Regions from separate parts of the Homo sapiens genome. Here region 1 is linked to region 2. The links are chromatin contacts, found by Hi-C or POLR2A ChIA-PET in ENCODE. All regions are on one chromosome and are shown on one strand. The core of a region is the stretch at or near the end of the contact, and the rest is flanking DNA. Distances in the headings are between cores, read along the strand shown. Region 1 holds the start of LINC02988 (long intergenic non-protein coding RNA 2988). Region 2 holds the start of ZNF687 (zinc finger protein 687).

The links. A loop is a pair of places that touch in the nucleus more often than their neighbours do. ChIA-PET counts read pairs that join two places held with the same protein, here RNA polymerase II (POLR2A). Pooled maps may share reads with other maps.
Region 1: a loop to region 2 is called in a pooled map, with 15 times the contacts of the local background. The contact joins the promoter of LINC02988 here to the promoter of ZNF687 in region 2. A Hi-C loop is called at or near these places in 1 of 168 maps with a recorded cell type or tissue (breast epithelium) and 3 of 50 pooled maps. POLR2A ChIA-PET finds 5 or more read pairs at or near these places in 1 of 52 experiments (activated B cell).

Annotation. Positions count from the first base shown.
Region 1 is chr1:150,158,766-150,163,039 of GRCh38, forward strand. LINC02988 (long intergenic non-protein coding RNA 2988) reads left to right here and starts at 1,963. Exons shown (of 4, transcript NR_135098.1): 1 at 1,963-2,045. PLEKHO1 (pleckstrin homology domain containing O1) reads left to right here. Exons shown (of 6, transcript NM_016274.6): 6 at 54-1,300. The coding sequence ends at 758. RefSeq lists enhancers at 91-592, 1,723-2,032 and silencers at 893-942, 2,643-2,712, 3,301-3,370.
Region 2 is chr1:151,281,047-151,285,220 of GRCh38, forward strand. It overlaps ZNF687 (zinc finger protein 687), which reads left to right and starts at 1,253. Exons shown (of 9, transcript NM_020832.3): 1 at 1,253-1,349. ZNF687-AS1 (ZNF687 antisense RNA 1) reads right to left here and starts at 883. Exons shown (of 2, transcript NR_135595.1): 1 at 497-883. RefSeq lists silencers at 133-473, 1,155-1,434, 1,715-1,874 and enhancers at 216-1,100, 595-794, 825-1,054, 1,101-1,986, 2,295-2,364.

The DNA.
Region 1 (4,274 bases), core at 713-3,212, 1.1 Mb before region 2:
CGAAAATCCCTCCTGATGACAGGTTCCCCACTCATTCCCCCCTTCCTCCACAGGCTTCCACCTCTACCTCGGATGGGATGCTGACCTTGGACTTGATCCAAGAGGAAGACCCTTCCCCTGAGGAACCAACCTCTTGTGCTGAGAGCTTTCGGGTTGACCTGGACAAGTCTGTGGCCCAGCTGGCAGGGAGCCGGCGGAGAGCGGACTCAGACCGCATCCAGCCCTCCGCAGACCGGGCAAGCAGTCTCTCCCGACCTTGGGAAAAAACAGACAAAGGGGCCACCTACACCCCCCAGGCACCCAAGAAGTTGACGCCCACAGAGAAAGGCCGCTGCGCCTCCCTGGAGGAGATCCTATCTCAGCGGGATGCTGCCTCTGCCCGCACCCTCCAGCTGCGGGCTGAGGAACCCCCAACCCCTGCCCTCCCCAACCCGGGGCAGCTGTCCCGGATCCAGGACCTGGTAGCAAGGAAACTGGAGGAGACTCAGGAGCTTCTGGCAGAGGTTCAGGGACTGGGAGATGGGAAGCGAAAGGCCAAGGACCCCCCTCGGTCTCCGCCGGATTCTGAGTCAGAGCAGCTGCTGCTGGAGACGGAACGGCTGCTGGGAGAGGCATCATCGAATTGGAGCCAGGCAAAGAGGGTGCTGCAGGAGGTCAGGGAGCTGAGAGACCTGTACAGACAGATGGACCTGCAGACCCCGGACTCCCACCTCAGACAGACCACCCCGCACAGTCAGTACCGGAAGAGCCTGATGTGAGGGCAGGGTGGGGTCTGGAACTTGTCGGGTTGGACAGACTCTTATCTCCGTGTTGCTGGATAAAGCTTTTTTATTTACCTCAATCAAAAAAAGAAAACAAAAATGAACTCATTGCTCTTGCTGATGCCTGACCCCACTACAACCCTTATTGCCCCACCTACTTTCCATATGCCCCTCGTATGCCCCTCAGGTTTGAGGAAGTGACCCCGCAGCAGTAGCAGGAAGTTTTTACCCAGCCAGAGAGAGAGAAGGCACGGTAAAGACACAGTCTGACCACTCCACACACCGCCCGCCCCCAAGACGGCACAGGGAGTCCACTGCTGCTCCCAAGGATACAGTGGGCTTCTAAGCTTAGAGCGGGAGGGGGATGAGGATGTTTTCTGTTATGTCCCACCCCAGGCCTTCAGTTTGAGGGTGAAGTTTCAGCTGCCCAACTCTAGTTGTAGGGATGTGGAGGCCAGTGTCACCTGTCCGTGCACATGGAAGTGAAATTTATCCCAGCCCTGAGGAGGATTTGTGGAATTAAAATCTCCCCAGCCAGACACTGGCTTCTCATTCCTAGCAGTCTCTCATTGAGATCGAGCTGCCTGGATTTTCTTACATGAGGTGTTTCTTCCCTTCATCTTCCACACCCTTCCCAACCTTGACTCAAAGATCCACCCTTGTCGGGCGCAGTGGCTCACGCCTGTAATCCCAGCACTTTGGGAGGCCAAGGCGGGTGGATCACCTGAGGTCAGAAGTTTGAGACCAGCCTGACCGACATGATGAAACCCAGTCTCTACCGAAAATACAAAAAATTAGCCAGGCATGGTGGTGGGCGCCTGTAATCCCAGCTATGCGGGAGGCTGAGGCAGGAGAATCACTTGAACCTGGGAGGCAGAGGTTGCAGCAAGCCAAGATTGTGCCATTGCACTCCAGCCTGGGCAACAAGAGCGAAACTCCGTCTCAAAAAAAAAAAAAAAATCCAACCTTGAGTGGATGAGACTAGTTTCATTATTTGATTCAGGGCCCTAGCACAGGGGAACTAGAGACAGACCCCACAGAAGAACTGAACTAAGAATGAAACTGGTGTGTGATGCAAGCTGGGTAGGATGAAGGGGAAAACCAAACATCTGTCCAAGTTCCTCTTTCAGCCATGCTGAGGTTTCCTGTAGCCTCCCCCTCTCCTTCCTCAAACCTCTTCCATCACTAAGCAAGTCCCCACTTTAGAAAAGCATCTGGATGCCCACGCCACCACCCTCCCAGCCACCTCTGAAGTTGCCAGGCTTCCCAACATTCTTGTCTGTGGTAGGTCCCACACAACTCACTGTTCACTCTTTCCTTGGAAGTGTGTGAGATGAGGTTTAGTAACGGTGAGGTCCCCAGAAGAGCTATGAAGGGAATAATTTGATTTTGGGAAAGAAGGGGACAGAGTCTCATGAATCAAGTAAATGAGGGGTTAAAAGCCACATTGAAGTGTGCCTTGCTAGCTGCTTGATCCTCCAAGAGCAGCGGGGCTTCACTAGAGGTAAGGGGAGGAGGGGGAGGAAACGGGGCCAAGTTACATGTAGACCTGGCCATGACGCTGCCCCGATGTTATAGGAAGATGGGATAGGAGGAAGCGGGGGAAAAACCTGTGGGAGAAACAGATTCTTCAGTCCGCATTCTTCTGCTCTAACGTCACTCCTACAACCCATGTAAGCAAAATGGGGGCCTCTGTCCCCTTTCCAGAAATCATCTCTTTCCTTCACAGCTCTTCTCTGGACCTTATCACTGCTGTTAAACCATCCCTAGGGCAGAGGAATTCTTGCTCTCTCTAGTCCCTTGCCACTCTGTCATGGAGATTGTCCCCAGCTCTAGACTGTAGTTACCTAGCCTCTTCCTTGAAGAATGTGTATCCCAGTTGAGTGAGGGAAAGTGTGCAAGAGTGCCACCTTCATGTCATTCTATGGTCTCTTGGGGTATGAGGTGAGAACCCAGGCTTCCAGACTTCCTGTCCTTCAAATAGCTGCACTCTCCACAGCCCTAAGCATGGTCAGCAGAGCCATCCATTGTCACAAGTATTGAAGTCTAAGGTAGAATTATGCTTTCTTTTTACAAGTCTCTATCTTTGTATTTTACCAGCATTTTTCCTTTTCTTTTTTTCTTCCTTGTTGCTCCCACATAATGAAAAAAGACAAAAGCACAAATGACATGTGTATCCCAACATGTCAATTATCTGTGGCTCCCAGGGGAGCCAGAAGATGGAGGGAGACACTAGAGAGGAGAATGACAGGTGAAAGAAGCAGAAAAGAAAGATCGGGGACCTCACAACAGTAAGAGAGGAGCTGGGCACTGTGCTCCTGGGCTTCAGGCTCTAAAACCAACAGCTTCCAGTTCTCCAGCAGTTACTGGAACATCCAGGCCCTAGGGTGGTGAAATGAGCCCAGCTTTGAAACCAGATGGATCTGGATTCAAATTCTAACTCTGTTACTTCTTGATTATGAGGCTCTGGGCAAGGCACATGCTTTCCGAGTATCAGTTTTTTTCATCTGCAAGCTGCAGAGCTATTGGATGGGTGAGGACAATATGGAAAATGCCTGTCAGTCAGAAAGTGACCACTGCAGCTACTGTTACTGGTTTGACTCTGGGCAGTGAGCCGCTAGCTCAGTTGGAAGGAGCACTGTGTGAATGAGGCCACCGGGGTGGGGTCACTGTCACTTAGCTAGATCCAGGCCACAGGCTGTGCTGGACCTCTCTCTTCAGAGGAGAGAGCCAGAAGGGATGAAAGCATGGTCCCTGGTCTTCAAGAACTTTAGAGCTTAGCATGGAACCAGGCTTCCCACTAGAAAAATCGCTTAAGGTGCACCCTTGTGGTAGGCTGCTGGCATGAGTTCTGTTGAAGCATTTGTATTGAACCTGGGCACTGTGACAGGAGGATGGGAAGGTGCTTACGTTCATTTCCCTTCCTCCCAGTGCTTCTCCTCCCTCACTTCATCATTTTAGCCCCTCTGCCTGCAATATTTCCCTTCCGTGCCCCCGGTAACTGTGATGCGTGGCAAATGGGCTGGCTCAGTAGCTGTGTGGGGCAACTTTCTCAGCACACAGCTGCCCCCAGACACTTTCAGGGTGCACTTATTCTCCCTCCCTTTCCACTCCCAACCGCTCTGCTCCCTTCTTTTCTTACACAGATGAAGCAAAGGGAAGTGCCCTCCGGAGGCCCTAGGATGGGGAGACGGGGTAAGGGGTGGAACCCAGGACACAGAGTTGAGAGGGGGTGAGGGGTAGAGGCAGGTAAAGAACGAAATCTTAATTCTCATTTCAGTGACACTTTCCTCAACTTTTCCTGTCCTTCCCCATCAGGTTGTTAGCCAGGGGCCTGAGGAGGGATAAAGGAACTGCAGTCCCGGCTCCCTCCATTAGGAAGAATGTCTGGGGTGTTGGCCTGGAACGCTGATGAGTTGATTTCCTTCTATCTCCACAGCATAGGTTTACCAGGGAGAAAAGAAAGGTGCAAATTTCTCTAACTCCTGCCCTGGTCCTCACATACTATGCGGT
Region 2 (4,174 bases), core at 3-2,502:
TCAGGAGGCTGAGGCGGGAGGATCACTGGAGCCTGGGAGGTTGAGGCTGCAGTCAGCCGTGATCGCGCCACTGTGCTCCCGCCTGGGCAGCAGAGTGAGGCTCTGCCTCAAAAAAATTAATTAAAAAATAAAAACACGCCGTTAACGAGCGGCTGCGTGCGCGAGGTGGCACACTGGGCTTGCATACGAATTCTGCCAGTGAGTGCTATTAGAGCATCAAGGAGATTCATTTTCCGAGCGACTCCTCCCTTTCCCCCGCCTCCAGGGGGCGTGGCAACAAAGCGCGGGAAAACTCGACCTTGACCCCACCCCCACTCCATGCTGGGGGCGGGGAAAAGGGGAGCCCTTAAATGGGAAATGGAGCTGGCGGTTCCCCCCCCAGCCCATACTTAGGACGCCTATCAGTTGCTCCTTTAATGCCTCTTTGGAAATGGCCCGGCCACGCCAGCACTCCTACGTCACCTCCCCCGCTTCCGGTCCGCGAGCCCTTCCCAACCTTTAGGTCCCGATTCCTTCCATGCTCCAAATCCCGTGCCCCGTCCACGCCCTCCCGCAGAGGGAGGAGCGACGGGTTACGCTGTCGCCCAGGAGCTGAACCGCGCGAGGACCCCATCCATCAGATTATATGGCGATTTAGACGGTGGGAAGACCGCAAGGAAATGGTCAGCGGATGACGTAATGTTTGGGGTGGCGTCCCATTCTGTAACTTCTGTACGGCATCAGTGACACGGGTTTAGCTTGAAACAGCGCAAAAGGACCTACACTTCTGTGCTCCACTCCGACTCAATGCGGTTCTGCTCTCAGTGCCCACCACACAGAAGCTGGGTTCCTTACATTCGCGAAAGTGAACTGCAGCTTCAAGCTTCGAGCGGCCAGTAGGGAGCGAGGGGCGGAGACGCACCTGGGTGCTCCCCCTTCCAGTAGGCAAGCTGGGAAGCAGGCTGGCTTCTTTCTAAGCGACAGTGGCGGAGGCCAATCGTTTACGAGACTCGTAGATGGGGCAGACGGACCCCGGCGCAGCCAATGGGGAGAGGTATCTTCAGAGGGCCTCGGCCCCTTGCCCAATGAGCATAAGAGGACTGTGCGGGGCTAGTTCCGAGCGGCAGTATTTAGGGCCAACCCAGTGCGGGGCTGGAAGGGGCACAGGGCTGAGCGACGGGGGCAAGGGCCAATGGCGAGTGCGAAAACGGGCAGCCCAGACCTGGAGCGCGGAGGGAGGAGAGGGAGTGGGGAGGCCGAACCGGAGAGAAGCAGGAAGTAGCGGCGGCCGCGGGGAGGGCGGCGGTGGCTGCAGCGGCTGGAGCGGGGTAGAGACCGCCGGGTCTCGGCCCGCACCAGGAGCGGAACAAGTAAGCGTGCCTGGGGTAAATACCCGCCCTTGGCTCCGCCCCCTTGGGGGGGGCGGGTAAATACCCCCGCCCCTCCCCCACTTGGTCAACTACCCCCTTCTCCGCGCCGCCCCCTGGGGCGGCTTCTAGGAAGGCCCAGACACCGCCTCCATCCATTGGGGCGGATGGGCGAAACTCCTGGCCTGTTGTAAGCACAGTCCGTAGCCGGGTAAACCCCCAGGAGGGTCGAGAACCCCAGGTCCTGGCGCCCCCGGCTCGAGAGGCACCCGAAGTGCGGCCCGGAGATTGAAGGCTGCGGGATGTCGCGACCTAAAATGGTGTCCGTTCCCGGGGATGGGGGCGGGGGACCTGGGCCAGGCCGGAGCAGAACCTGCACCCCGACTGGGTGCGGGTCAGCGTCCGGGCCCGGGCAAGACTCAGGCTTGCGCCCCCGGCCCCCTGCGCACCCCCCGATCAGTCTCCAGTCTCTAGCGAGCCTCCGGGAGTGCGCGGCGGGAGGAGGCTCCGCTGCGCCCGGAGGGGAGGGGACGAGGTCCGAGTTGGGACGGACCCCAGCTAGAGAGCTGAGAGTCGCGCAGAGACCGTCCCCTCTCTCCTCCCCTCTTTCCAGCTCCCCACCCTATCCTGTGTAGTCCTGGGTCCCCAGGTGCTGCGCAGCAGCTCCCAAAGGGCCTGGCCTGGCTGAGGCCCGGCCTTCGCTTCGCACGCCGGTGCGAGTGAGAGAAGGGCCGCGCGCCTCAGTTTCCCTTGTAGTTTCTCATGTGTACACCCCGCCCCCTCCTCGAAACCCAGGACTTGCTCCCCGCGCCAGCCCTCGGCAGATGGCAGGGACTTAATTCCGTCTGCTACCCAGCTTGGCCTCAACCTAATCGCCGCCAGCCCCTCGCCCTCCTCTGCGCTGCAGGCCTTGGGCCCGGGCAAAGGTCAGTGGAGCCCCCACTCGACCTGGGCCTGTTCAGCCTCTTCCTGTTCAGCCTCTTTGGCTTTTGGGGAACCACAGAGGGAAAGGGGGCGGGGGAGATAGGAGCCCTAGAGACAGGGCTCAGCAGTCGCAGGAAGGCCTGATCCTCCTTGGCTTGAGCTTGGCGGCTTGCTTGGTCGACTGTCTGCTCTGGGTGGGTGGCCATCGGATGACCTCTAAGTCACTGGGGCACCCAAGAGGGAGGTGGCTGGCGGGGTGTGGGGGCGGGTGAGTTCGCAGGTGTTTTCTCCTAGTCCCCGCTGGTCTTCGTTGTAGCAGTCCACTTTTCTGAGTACCTGAGTGGAAGGTAGCTCAGGCCTCTGGTCAGGAGGGAACCAGGCTTAGGAGCCAGGCCTATAGAGACAAGGGTTTTTGTTTAAACCCAGATTCTGCAGAATTGAATAGGGTGGGGGTGAGGGGAGGACTCCCCCTTTGGTTTTGCCCCCACCCCAACCTTGGTCCCAGCAATCCCAGCTGCCACTTGCTGGGACTGTCTCTAGTTACAGTCTGAAGACTGGAGAGAGGTGGGAGAGCTGGCTGGGAAATGGCCTGCAACCTGGGCAGGGAATGGATAGGGATAGACTCTTTAGTTGCTTCTTCGTAGATACAGAAACACTCATGGGGAGACACTGGTAGGGGACAGACCTGGGTCTCCCACAAACTCTGAGCTGGCCTGCTTGTTGGATTAGTGCCACATAATTCTTGTGGGATTTTTAATTTTATTTTTTGCACTTGGCCAGGTTGAGGCTAGGTGAAACTTCCTGGGCTACTGTTGCCACAGGAAAATGGAAAGGGTGAGGAGTTAAAGTTAGGGGATGGAATGGGGTGAGGAGCTTGGAGCAGAAATGATGGGTGAGGGTTGAGGGAGCCTGGCTTTTTCCCACTGTGGCAGCTGTGCTGGAGAAATGTGTATGTATCTTGGGAGTTTTAGCCTCGGGAAAGCAAGATGGGGAGGGGTGGAGAAGGAAGGGCTGGCTAGGGGAGGGCCAGGCACTCTGGGGAAGGTAGTGAGCGAGCAGCAGGTGTTTGTGACAGGAGAGGTCTAGGCTGGGGCCCTTGTGACCAGGCTGCCATCACCATTTTCCCCTCTGTCTCTTCTCTTTGTCTCTTTCTGTTCCTGTGTCTTATTCTTTCCATCTTGGTCTCTTGGGTAATTTCCTTGAGTCCTTTTCTCCCTGCTGACCAAGCTAGATCTCCAGGTGCCAGTGATGGCCCAGGTGCCCTAGACTTGATCCTGCATGACCCCTGACTCTTGCCTCCGACCCCAGCCCTAGAGTTCCAGTGCTTATTCCTTTCCAGTTCCTCCTTGACCTGACATGTCCTTGCTTGGTTCATCTGGAATAGTAAATCGTATTCTTGGTGGGATTCTTACATTAGCAATTTTGTATTATGCTCAGAATAACCCTATGATACATAGATCACTTGTGCTCTCTGCCTTGTCTTGTCTTTTTTTTTTTTTTTTTTTTTTTTTTTGAGACGGTATCACTCTGTCACCCAGGCTGGAGTGCAGTGGCATGATCATGGCCCATCACAGCCTCGACCTCCCGGGCTCAGGGGATCCTCCCATGTCAGCTGGGAGGCATAGCTGGGACTACAGGCACGTGCCATCATGCCTGGGGAGTTTCACCATGTTGCCCAGGGTGGTCTTGAACTCCTGGGCCCAAGTGATTGGCCTCCCAAAGTGCTGGGATTACAGATGTGAGCCACCACACCCGGCCATTTGTGTCCTCTTTCAAACAGCAAAAGTAAGGCACTGAAGAAACTTGCTTGTACTGCACGCCCCTGATAAAGCTGAACGAGGATCATTTCTTAAGTCTTGGCTTATGGCATTGTCCCTTTGTACATGCAGCCTTTCAGATCTGTG